Linked DNA regions of Homo sapiens: regions 2 and 3 are each linked to region 1. A link is a contact called in ENCODE Hi-C or POLR2A ChIA-PET data. All regions are on one chromosome and are shown on one strand. Each heading gives the region's core, a stretch centred on a gene start or an enhancer-like site at or near the end of the contact. The rest is flanking DNA. Distances are from core to core; before and after follow the strand shown. Region 1 holds the start of SPATS2 (spermatogenesis associated serine rich 2). Region 2 holds the start of LIMA1 (LIM domain and actin binding 1). Region 3 holds the start of RACGAP1 (Rac GTPase activating protein 1).

What was found. Hi-C counts contacts between places; a loop is a spot of excess contacts on that map. ChIA-PET counts read pairs that join two places held with the same protein, here RNA polymerase II (POLR2A). Pooled maps may share reads with other maps.
Region 2: a loop to region 1 is called in a pooled map, with 11 times the contacts of the local background. The contact joins the promoter of LIMA1 here to the promoter of SPATS2 in region 1. A Hi-C loop is called at or near these places in 5 of 50 pooled maps.
Region 3: a loop to region 1 is called in a map of naive thymus-derived CD4-positive, alpha-beta T cell, with 32 times the contacts of the local background. The contact joins the promoter of RACGAP1 here to the promoter of SPATS2 in region 1. A Hi-C loop is called at or near these places in 1 of 168 maps with a recorded cell type or tissue (naive thymus-derived CD4-positive, alpha-beta T cell) and 7 of 50 pooled maps. POLR2A ChIA-PET finds 5 or more read pairs at or near these places in 1 of 52 experiments (activated CD4-positive, alpha-beta T cell).

Annotation. Positions count from the first base shown.
Region 1 is chr12:49,365,426-49,369,486 of GRCh38, reverse strand. It overlaps SPATS2 (spermatogenesis associated serine rich 2), which reads right to left and starts at 2,025. Exons shown (of 14, transcript NM_023071.4): 1 at 1,900-2,025. RefSeq lists silencers at 1,746-1,815, 1,846-1,895, 1,916-2,395 and an enhancer at 2,686-2,945.
Region 2 is chr12:50,281,533-50,285,593 of GRCh38, reverse strand. It overlaps LIMA1 (LIM domain and actin binding 1), which reads left to right and starts at 2,074. Exons shown (of 11, transcript NM_016357.5): 1 at 2,074-2,174. It overlaps LOC107984505 (a long non-coding RNA gene), which reads right to left and starts at 1,973. Exons shown (of 2, transcript XR_001749144.2): 1 at 1,712-1,973. RefSeq lists a silencer at 1,854-2,163.
Region 3 is chr12:50,023,699-50,027,759 of GRCh38, reverse strand. RACGAP1 (Rac GTPase activating protein 1) reads left to right here and starts at 2,266. Exons shown (of 17, transcript NM_001319999.2): 1 at 2,266-2,362. RefSeq lists enhancers at 160-454, 2,314-2,403.

The DNA.
Region 1 (4,061 bases), core at 776-3,275:
AAAGCTTTGTTATTTACTAGCTCTGTGACCTTAGTAAATTATTTAACCTCTTAATTTACAAAATATGAAATAATTGTGAGGATTGAATGAGATAATACATACAAAAAAATCTTAGCACCTTGGCTAGCCCACTGAAAGAGGTCAATTAAAAAAGAGGCACATTAGGCTGCGGTGGCTCACGCCTGTAATCCCAACACTTTGGGAGGCCAAGTCAGATGGATCAAGAGGTCAAGAGTTCGAGACCAGCCTGGCCAAGATGGTGAAACCCCCGTCTCTACTAAAAATACAAAAATTAGCCAGGCGTGCTGGCGGGCACCTGTAATTCCAGCTACTTGGGAGGCTGGGGTCGCTTGAACCCGGGAGATGGAGGTTGCAGTGAGCCGAGATCACGCCACTGCACTCTAGCCTGGGCAACAGAGCAAGACTCCATCTCAAAAAAAAAAAAAAAAAAAAAAAGAGGCACATTGTCACTAATGAGAACACTGCACTCATTTCTTGCTTTGTTCAATTTTCATAACATCTAAGAAAAGTAACAATTTAAATCATTATTTTTGGACCTTTGTAAAGTAACCTAAATGCTACCATCCAAGACCTAGCTGAGAAATACAAACTGATTAATGTCCATAAATCTTAGATGAGTCAGCAAAACTTAATGCCCAACAAATAAAAGGCTTAACATGGACTACTTAGGAGCACACAATGGTCATTACAATTTCAAAATCGGCAATTTTCTATCTAGTACAATCACAAATTTGGTCTGGAAATCCAAATATTAAGGAAATGCAAACATCATAATCAATATTCCCAAATCACCTTAATTGAAACTGGAAGGTATGAGGCAGCCTATTTGAAGTTAACATCAAGAAATAATTTAAGGCAGAACCCCAACTCTCTCCCACAAACACAAAACCAGTAGCAGATGGCACAAGAACATTTCTCAGTGAGAAATTGCAATTCTAACAAAGTACAGGTAACTTAATTTTATCCATCACCTTTTGGTCAAACTGAAAACAAACAACCAAGCTTTTGGTTCTCTCCAAAACACTGAAATCTGCATTATCACTGACCTAACTTAAAGCAAGATATTTTTGGTGATCTGTCCTCTCCTGCTTCATTAACCGTAGGTAAATTAGGAACAGTAGCCTGCTAAACAGAGGGGAAGTAAATATCACAGGCATGTTTTATCAATAAAATGGACAAGCGATAATCAAATTATTTAAAGAACGGCTTGTACTCCTTAACAGAGGGACAAGCTTGAGAAAGATCCACTTTCTAAAAGAACCTAATCATTCTGGATGAATTATGAGAAAAATATCACTGTAGTCCAAAACTGACTGAATCTACCTTTCTGCTTTAATCCAAGTCCTAACCACATCTATTTTATGTCTCTGCGTCTGTTCGCCTGATTTTCCATTTCGTCTCCCCCTTCAATTCCAAGAACGCCCTTCTCTCCCTTATTTTCAAATCTCATTATTGCCCCCGAATGCTAAGGACCTCGCACAGCCACGGAGGTGACCTTACGCATCCCTACTGCATTCCTAATTCATTGTACTTCTCATCCCAAATGATCCTATTCTTTCGTTCTATCTCGCTCGTTGTTTCTTAAAATCCAATACCCCACACACGCTCACGCCAGAGTCCCCCCCACACTCCATTGTTTCCCCGGCCTATCCGTCTGGAAACTCCCCAACTCCGACGCGGGTGTTTCACCCGCCCCACAGACCCCAGGAACCTTCCACCCTCTGGGCACTTCGGGCCTCTAAGGGCTCACATCCCCCTCCTTCCCGTCCCCCCGCCCCCAACTACCCCCTCCCTCTTTTTCCTCCCTCAACCCGCTCCCCGCACCTCGGCGCCCTCTGAGCCCCCGCCAACCCCGCCACCCAGCACCCTTAGCCTCACCTAGCCCAGGCCCCCGCAATCGCCTCGTCGCCCCAGCTCCGGGCTCCGCGTCCCGGACGCTCCCGGGTCTGAGAAGAGGAAAGGAGATCCTCCACCTCCCCTTCTAGAGCCACCGCCGCCGTCGCCGCCGCGCTCCTCCCCCAGCTCTCTCAGAGCCGGACGCCGCCCCGCCCCCACCGCCGCCTCCCCACTTCTCTCCTGGGCCGGACTGCAGGATGCTGCCGGAGATCCAGCAGATCACCCCGACCCTCGCCCAGGCAGCGGCTCGCCCCGCCCCGGAGCCCTCTCGGGCGCGTGCGCGCCAGCCAGCCAGCCAGAGCTCAGGGCGCGTACTCGCGCCGGCGCGAATCCGGCGCGCCAAGCTCGAGGCTGTGGCAGCCAACGGGTGCGCGAGCGCGGCTCGAGCGGCGAGACGGCCCGCGCACCGGAGACCGAGAAGATCGGGGAGAGGCGCGGGGCGGCGAGAGGCGGGCTCCGACCAGTCGGGTTACCGCTCTTCTCGGGGCCCGGTCCCTCGCGTCTCGCACCGTCCGCAGGCTCGCGCGCCACCGGAGACTGGGAATTACCGGGGAAAGGAAGAGACTCGGGGAGAGGGTTGGGGACAAAGTAGATGGAAGGGGAAAACGGGTGGGACGCGAGCTCGCGTCCGCGTGCAGCACAGCTCGTACCCGGCGGCATCGGTTAGGGACCCGGCGCGCGCCGGGAACGGAGGGCCCGAGCTGAACTGACGGAAAGAGCCGAAACTCCCCCGGAGGTGGCCGAACGCGGGCGCCGCTAGGGGAGTCGAGCGCGGGGCTTTTGCTCAATGTCCGGGTTGGGAAGCTTTTTCTCTGGCCGCCGGGTACAGCGCCGCTCACTCTTCCGTACCGAGGACTTCACACCGCTTTCCCCTTCGCCTCCTTCCCGACCCAAGTTTTGTTCCAAAAGGCAATTTCAGAGTCGCCAACGACGGGAAACGCTGGGGCCTCCGGACCGCGCGGTCGCTCTGCCTCCTGAGAGAGCGCAGAGGCCGGTGGGGGCGCGGGAAGAATGACCTCGGGATCGTCAGTCGGGTTTCTGATCTACCCAGCTGTCAGCATAGCCCCTCTACGCGGCGGTGGTCGGTCCCGCCGCCCTTCGAATCTTTTCTGTTAAATACTCTCTTCGACGCCAGACTCCCAACCTCCCTGGTGCTGGAACTAACTAGTATTTGTGCACCCTTTCTGCATGCATAAAGCACTTACCTCAGTGTCGACTGGTCAGGGGTCTATTAAGAGGGGCCAGAGGGATTTAGACAGTCAGCATTGAAAATATTTATTAGAATCTGGGGCCGGGCGCGGTGGCTCACGTCTGTAATCCCAGCACTTCTGAGAGGCCGAGGCGGGCGGATGACTTGAGGTCAGGAGTTCGAGACCAGCCTGGCTAACATAGTGAAACCCCGTCTCTACAAAAAATACAAAAATTAGCCGGATGTGGTGGCACACGCCTGTAATCTCAGCTACTCGGGAGGCTGAGGCAGGAGAATAACCTGAACCCAGGAGTCGGAGGTTGCAGTGAGCCGGGATTGCACCACTGCACTCCACCCTCCATCTCAAAAAATATATATATATATTAGAATTTGTCCTCATCTTACCTTTTGAGGCCAAGCAAAGGGGCTCTGAAAAGGCACCAACAAGCTGGAGAGTGTGTGTCAGTGTATAGCTAGACACCACAGGCACATGTCATTTTGGTTTCCACGTATGTTATTGCAATCACAGTACATGTAACTGAGTAGTATAGTAGAGCTTTGCCAAGCCATCTGATCCTTGTGGTTTTTAACGTTGCTTGAGGTAAGGGCTCAAAAATCGCCTGGAGTCCAATGACCTGTGGTTAGTAATGTCTCATCTACTCCAACCATATGATTTACTGATCTAGATAAGCAGAAGACGAAGTCATCCAGCTAGGTACGGCACTGGACTATATGTTCCTTACTATTCAATCTTCATTCAAAAATTCAAATAGAAGCAAATTATCCAAATGTCTGCTTTCTTTTCATTCACTAAATTGGCACCTACTCAATGATGGTGGGTATTGTTCTAGGTATTCGAACATTTACAAAGAAGAATAAAAAAAATCATTACCCCAAGGAGAGTATCCAGTTCCAAAGGAGGATAAAGTTATTAAATAGGCCAGTTGCAGCAGCT
Region 2 (4,061 bases), core at 825-3,324, 920 kb before region 1:
AATGAAGAAAAAAACTACAAAGTGATGAGTTTTTAATATTTATTATATTTAAAAATTTTTTTTTAGAAATAGGGTCTCACTCTGTTGCCCAGGCTGGAGTGCAGTGGTGTGATCATAGCTCACTGCAACATCAAACTTCTAGCCTCAAGCCATCTTCCCGCCTTAGCCTCCCAAAGCACTGGGATTACAAATGTGACTCAACATGCCTGGCCTATTACTTTTATTTTTAAGATAATTTAATTGTAGCTTATATAATTTGATTTCTAATAATGGTTGTGCTTATGACCTGGCTCATAAAATCCCTGAAAATTTAGCAATCAACCTAATGCTAGCTCTATCTTCAAAAGGAGGCTTTGGGAAAGCAAGTAATTTTTGTATCCACTAAAGCACAGAGCTAAAAAAAATTGGGGGGAGGGGAGACATCTATTGAGGGAACGCCACATGCAGGGTAACGTATTTTCTGGAGTACTATCCTGTATTGATATTGTATGCTCTTTAGCATTCCCATGCTGTCTGCCACTTTTGCTGGAGTCTTGATACTTGATACTGTTAATGCAAAATAAGTAGCAGGCCATTAGTTTGGAGTTGTTTTTGTACCCAGAAAGCAACCCAAAATTTAGAGGTATTCCTTGCACCTTTTGTTTGTTTTGTTTTTTTGAGATGGAGTCTCGTTCTCTCATCCAGGCTGGAGTGCAGTGGCGAGATCTCTGCTCACTGCAATCTCCACTTCCCGGGTTCAAGTCATTCTCGTGCCTCAGCCTCCCGAGTAGCTGGGATTACAGGCACTTACCACCACGTCCGGCTAATTTTTGTATTTTTAGTGGAGACGGTGCTTCGCCATGTTGGCTAGGCTGGTCTCGAACTCCTAACCTCAGGGGATCCGCCTGCCTCAGCCTCCCAAAGTGCTGGGATTACAGGTGTGAGCCACCGCGCCCGGCCCCTTGTACCTGATTTTGAATGGAGTTTCAACCAATCACAAACAGACAACCAGCCAAGTGGTTATATAATTAGGGACCTCCCATGTGACCATACCCAAATAAGGCAAACGCTTAGCTGTAGCCAATCAAATTTCTTTACTTTCGTGTTCAGCCTATAAAGTTTGATGCCTGGGCAGCTAGAGCAGGGGTGTCTGAGCCTCTTTTGGTTCTGACTGTTGTCCGATTCAAAATCTAAGTTTGTTTTGTCTGAAATTTTTATTTCTACAATACCTATCCAGAAATCAGTCTAGGCTGGATATTTGAAGGAAGAAGGGAATAACTGGCTGGCATATTCATCACCTGTTGGAAATCTCTCTTCTCACACATTTTCATTAACTTCTTGAGGAAGTGTAATTACAAGCGTTTTCCCACGAGCAGCCCCTACTAATAACGCATCAAGCTGCATGAATTCCGAAAAGCTTCAGAAAACTTGTGGTCTGAAACCCTACTATGCTTGAGGTACAGGAAAGAAGGATACTATCAAAAGGCATCATGCAGCTGGCACGGAACTGGGACAAGAATTTGGGGGCAGGATGGCCAAGTGCTAGGCCAATTGACGGTCTCCAAACCATTAGCACAGCTCCTATTCTGAATGGAGGAGTAAAAACAGCTGTTGGAGAACTTGGACGTCATCTGCCCTTGTCAAACCGTTTTCAGGATTAATGTACTTAATTCAGCTTTTTCCACTACACCACACAGCCTCCTGTAAAACACCCTCCCTGCACACAACTTACCCCCAAAGCACCAGGAACCTAGCTGGCTAGAGTTGAGCTTAGGAAAAACCTGAGTGGCTCCAGAGTCAAACTGCGATAACGTTGAGTCAGAGGAGTTAAGGACAAAGTAGAGCTGCACAGAGGCCCACGTCGTGCAAGTGCGTGTCTCCTTCAGAGAAAAGCGTGCCGAGGTAGACTAGGCCCCGGGCAGCAAAAACCCTGTCCCGTCGCCAGCGCCCCGCACCGCCAGAGCGACTGGAGCAGACGCGAGCGCTGGGCACGTAGCCGGTGGCGCGCACGCTCAGCCCGAGGCCGCACGGGAGGCTGTCTGGCGTGCGCGCCCCCGCGGCGGTGGGCGGGGTCCGGGGCGGGGCCGCAGGAGCAGTAGGTGTTAGCAGCTTGGTCGCGACAGGTGCGCTAGGTAGAGCGCCGGGACCTGTGACAGGGCTGGTAGCAGCGCAGAGGAAAGGCGGCTTTTAGCCAGGTAAGGGCCTTCTCTCTCCACAACCGGAGAGTGCGGGAAGACCCCGGCTTCTCTCCACACCCTCTTTCTCCTTCGACTTTTGGGGCGGGGGGAGTGCAAGGAGTGTGAGTCCCTCCCCCTCGAGATAAGGGGTCGAGGGACGCTGATCCTCCGTTCTTTCCTCACTTCTGGGGCCTGCGCTGGGTGGGGAGTGCTTATGTCGGGCTGAGCCTTTGCTGCCCAAGGGCGGGAGCTGCAAATACCCCGTCCTCTCCCACCGAGAACACTGCATTCTAACTGTATACTTTCTGGTGTGGTGGAGGAAGGTGACAATTCATTAAAACTCCAAATACCCTCCTTCCAGGGAAATACTGTAATATTCAACTGTTCTTTTTCCTTCATTTTCAGCCATTCCCTCTCTTTTCGATTTTTTCTCCCTTCCATTACGCCAGCTGAACTCTGTTTAAGACACTTACACCCTTTTGAGGAATGTTGAGAATATAGCAGTCCTTGCAGCCGATGTGTCATCCCCGAATCGCTATCGTGTATATATCGCTGGCACTTGCCCCCGACATATGTTGGTGTTAATGTAAGGTAATTGTACACCCCTGGCTACACATACTAAAGCTTGAAGTTGTAGCTGCTAGGAACGAACCATCTGGCACCCTTCCTAGCCTCCTTACTGATGCTTGCAAGAACGGTTTAGCTGATCCTGGTGAGAGATATTTGAACTACTATTGTCTTGCACCTAATTCCAGCTTTCAAAAGTCTGCCTTGGACGGGCGCAGTGGCTCACGCCTATAATCCCAACACTTTGGGAAACTGAGGCGGGAGGATCGCTTGAGCCCAGGTGTTTGAGACCAGCCAAGGCAACTTAGCGAGACCCTTGTCTCTACAAAAAAATAAATAAATAAATAAAAATAAAAGATAAGTCTGCCTAATCCAGATCTGCCTAATCCAGATGGTTCAATTGACTTGACTTTTCAGGTTAGTCAAAGGTAATTAGGGAGTTATCAGTTTTTAAGGCAATGCCCATTTTGGGGAGAGGTTTTCTTTTGCATTAAGTATTCTTTCTTTTGCTCTTGATTTAAATGGTTTAACACAGTACCTTTTATCTGCTTGGTTACCAATACTATTCACAAATGCTAAATATTTCAGGAGCCATGAAATAACACCAATCCTTTCTTCTGAGGTATGATGTAGACACAAAAGAACATGACCCCTAACAACATGTTCTAAGTTCCTGTAGAGGTATAACCTGGGTGCAGGATGATCACGTTTTAGATAGATCTTCAAAAAATTATAGAGTTGGCGTGAAAGAAGGCAAAAAAAAGTGTGTGTTCATATATGTTTTCTTGTTTTGCATTGATAGAACAACATATAATGTACTAGGTAATTAGTTTAGGAACTTATTTCATTCTTTGGACAAAATATTGAGTGCCTTTCATGTCAGTCCTACTGTAGATTCAAAGTGCCAAACGTCTTTACCCTAAAAGAACTTAAAATCAAATGGGTTAGACAGATCCACATACAATTTATGGTATTAGTGAGGTCATTTCTATACTAGAGGTCAGCCCAGGGTACTGTAGGAGCATAGGGAATATAGGTGTTTTGTTTTGTTTTTTAATTCTCTCTTCTGCTTTTCCTTAAAAACAAAAACCTCTGAGTAATAATGAGTGATTCTCTTCAATCTATGTATTTGTATCACTTTCATATTTCTTACCCTCTCTTCCTCCAATTCTATGGCCTATGGAAAATGGGATTAGACCCTGTTGTTAATGTGGCATTTAGTAAATAGTTGGATCTGTTTCCACTGTTCTGTATTGGGCTGGGAAGTGTTGTTATCAGGTAGTCCCTGGGAAGAGAACAGTATATTGGCAACATTAGCAAAGGAGTGCCATTTTGTAA
Region 3 (4,061 bases), core at 1,017-3,516, 660 kb before region 1:
CTGCCTCCCGGGTTCAAGCGATTCTCTTGCCTCAGCCTCCCGAGTAGCTGGGATTACAGGCGTCTGCCACCACGCCTGGCTAATTTTTGTATTTTTAGTAGAGATGCGGTTTCACTATGTTGGCCAGGCTGGTCTCGAACTCCTGACCTCACGATCCACCCGCCTCGGCTTCCCAAAGTGCTGGGATTACAGGCATGAGCCACTGTGCCTGGCCTTGTGTATTTATTAAATATATGCTTGCCTCATTCTTCAGAGGTCACATGATCTTCCTATTGCCAGTAATTTTCCATTCCCTTCTCTCCTGTAAATTCCTATTCACACAAGACCCAGCTCAGATCAGTCTCTGCAGGCTTTTTTAACACTCCCACTCCCCAGATAGGATTAATTGCTTCCTTGTCTGTGCTCCTAAAGTACTTTATACATGTCTTTGTCCTACTACTTATTTCATTTTATTATAGGTATCTAAGCAGGCACAGGCTAATGCAATCAATGAATGCTCCTGACCTTGAAAGGTTGTTAGGAGGATTAAATGGGATAACAAATGCACAGTTCATATTTTCTTTCTTCATCCCTTTCTTAATAATATTAATAATAATCTGTATTGCAGTTTACCAAGTATAAACTTTGATAGTGTACCACACTGTGTCTCAGTCGATCTGGGAATAAACCTGTGAGATAGAGATGGGATTATTATTTCTACATTATACTTGGAGGAAGTGAAGTACAGAAGTATTAAAAAGTGATAATATGGGTGGGTCAGCCGAACGCCTGCTATTGTTCAAGGCCAGGTGGAGTGCTACTGTCTGTAATCCCAGTGCTTTGGGAGGCTCAGGTGGGAGGATCACCTAAGGCCAGGAGTTCAAGACTAGCCTGGACAACATAGTGAGACCCTTCTCTACAAAAGATAAACAAACAAGCAAAAGAATTACCTTGATCATGTGCCTGTAGTCCTAGGTATGAGGGAGGATCCCTTGAGTGTAGGAGTTCATATTTGCAGTGAGCTATAATTGTGCCACTGCACTCCAGCCTGCGTGACAGAGTAAGACCCTGTCTCTAAAATAAAAGTGGAGTCAAATTTTCGGGTTACAAAATTTGTGATGTGATTTTTGGATAAAATACAATTTTATATATTTATGGTGATGTTTTGATGTATGTATACACTGTGGAATGACTAAATCAAGCGAATTAATATATCCATTACCTCACATACTTTATTGAGGTGTGTGGTGAGAGCATTTAAGATCTACTCTTAGCAATTTTCAAATGCATTATACTTTGTTATTAACTACAGTCACTGTGTTGTACAATAGATCTAAATTTTCCTCTAACTGAAATTTTATATCTCTTGACCAACATCTCCCTAATCTCCCTCCCCCAAATCTGTGATCTTTCTTTTCTTTTTTTTTTTTTAAATTAAGGACCAATGTGACAGTAAGTGATCTTTCCTTTAAACCACAGCGCTTCTTGTATGCTCCAGCCAGTATTTTTCCAAATTGCGGGTAGCCATGCGTTGTTGAGTAGTGAGTTCTGGGTACTTTGCATGTAGTAAGGATGAGCAGAGTTTTCATTACCCGGTTGCAACGTAAAATGTATTTCTCACTGTGGGTCCAGAGTTTTTAAAAAGCATGAAAGCTCCTGTGCTAGCACAATGCCAAGTTCTAAATAACGTTTATTAAATGGAATTATAGTATTTTATTTTCATTTTGTATTTATTTTTGTTTTCTAGAGCTATCGCCTCCATTCGTAGCTACTGGACAGTAGAGACCATACCATCTTTATTTTTCCGATTCCCAGTGGAGTGCTTGTGATGATGTGGGCTCATTCAATGTGTGTCAAATAAAAGTCTGAATGGATACATCAATGGAAGGGATAATATAGCTCAGTGAATGTGCTTGAAACTAACTGCTGTTCTAACTCCTGGTATTCTTCTGATTCTACTGTGAGAGCTGACATTGTTCAGTTAATCGTTTCCAAGGGCCCTAGTCCCGCAGACAGTGAGACCAAGAATAATTCGCATTCAGGAAGTACCACTTGCCCTTAGTCAATATGGCATCCTGAATGACTTCCGGAAAGGGCACCGCAAAAAAAAACAAAAAAAACCGAAAAACCGTTGACATTAGTCAAAATGGCCACCTTTGGCTTCGCTTTGTCAGAATGCGCATGCTCATTCCCGTTCCCGTCACCTCCGCGTGGCCCTGACGCGTACGTCACACCGTAGAGGGACGGCGCGGGAGGAATAAATTTCTCTGTGATTGGTTGGTGAAGGTTTTCAAACCGGAGCTGTGGGCGCGGCGCTGCTCTGCCGTTGGGTGAGGCGCGGAGCGAAGTGAAGGGTGGCCCAGGTGGGGCCAGGCTGACTGAAGTGAGTAGTGGGGGTGCCAGACCAGGTGCGTCTGCCGCTGGATTGTGATAGGAAGCAGAGTGTTCGTGTGGTGAGCCGTGGCCGCCGCGGGGGTCCGGGACAGCGGGACAGCGGGACAGGCTGGCAGCCACAGCCTCTCCACTCGGGCTTTTCTGGGGTGGGGGTCGTGGCAGGTCGAATGGACGCGGCCTGGGAGGGTCGGGGGCTTCTGTCTTGGCGCCGGGTTTTGTGGAAAGCCGGGGGCGTCTTTTTGAGGTGGTGGCTGGACCAGGGCAGGAGTCATCCTAAACAAGAGTCTCTCAGTCAGATACGAGTTTAAGAGTGGTTGGAGTGACACCCCATCGTTTTCGAAGGGAAGAGCCCTGGTGTTTGAGAGGCCCGGGCGGCCTGCAGTGGAGCCCCTCTACTTCGTGGGTCTCGTATGTCTAGGGAGGCAAGGCAAGGCAATGACATCTTGTCCTTCTCATCCTGATTCTTACCCTCAGTAACAACGAGGCCTTACTTGTACACTTTCACGTACATTTCTCTTCACAGGATTTCATCCGTAGGCCGAGAGGTGTGTGTCGGAAAGTGGGGGTAGGTGGGTAGATAAGCCCTTTTTTTTTTTAAGAAAGCATTATCTTTCTAATGTGTCGGGTAAATAAGCTTTCCGAGTTATTGTAGGTGTTTAGAGAAGGCGCCTTTCCTGTAGCTTAATCATTCAATAAGTATTTATCTTTTGGAGGGGACTTAAAAAAATTTTTGTATATTTAGGGGGTACAAGTGCAGATTTCTTACATGCATATATCGCGTCGTGGTGAGGTCTGGTCTCTTAGTGTCCCCATCACTCAAATAGTGAACATTGTACCCAATACGTAGTTTTTCAACCCTCAGCCCCCTCCACCTTCCCATCTTTTGTATTCTCCAGTGTGTATTATTCCACTCTGTATGTCTGTGTACCCATTGATTAGCTTTCACTTATAAGTGAGAACATGCGGTATTTGACATTCTGAGTTATTTCACTGAGGATAATGGCCTCCAGTTCTATCCATGTTGCTGCAAAAGACGTGATTTCATTCTTTTTTATGGCTGAGTAGTATTCTGTGGTGTATGTCTGTCTATATATTACATTTTCTTTATCCAATCCTTCGTTGATGAACACTTAGGTTGATACCGTATCTTTGCTACTGTAAATTCTGCTGTGATAAATATATCAATGCAGGGGTCTTTTTGATATACTGATTTCTTTTTTTTTTTTGAGACGGAGTCTCGCTGTGTCGCCCAGGCTGGAGTGCAGTGGCGCGATCTCGGCTCACTGCAAGCTCCGCCTCCCGGATTCACGCCATTCTCCTGCCTCAGCCTCCCGAGTAGCTGGGACTATAGGGGCCCGTCACCACGCCCGGCTAATTTTTTGTATTTTTAGTAGAGACGGGGTTTCACCGTTTTAGCCAGGATGGTCTTGATCTACTGACCTCCTGATCTGCCCACCTCGGCCTCCCAAAGTGCTGGGATTACAGGCATGAGCCACCACGCCCGGCCGATATACTGATTTCTTACCCTTATACCCATTAGTGGGATTGCTGGATTGAATGGTAGTTCCATTTTTAGTTCTTTGAGAAGTCTCCATACTGTTTTCCATAAAGGTTGTACTAGTTTACTTTTTTTTTCTTTTTCTTTTTCTTTTTTGAGAAGGAGTCTTGCTCTGTGGTCCAGGCTGAAG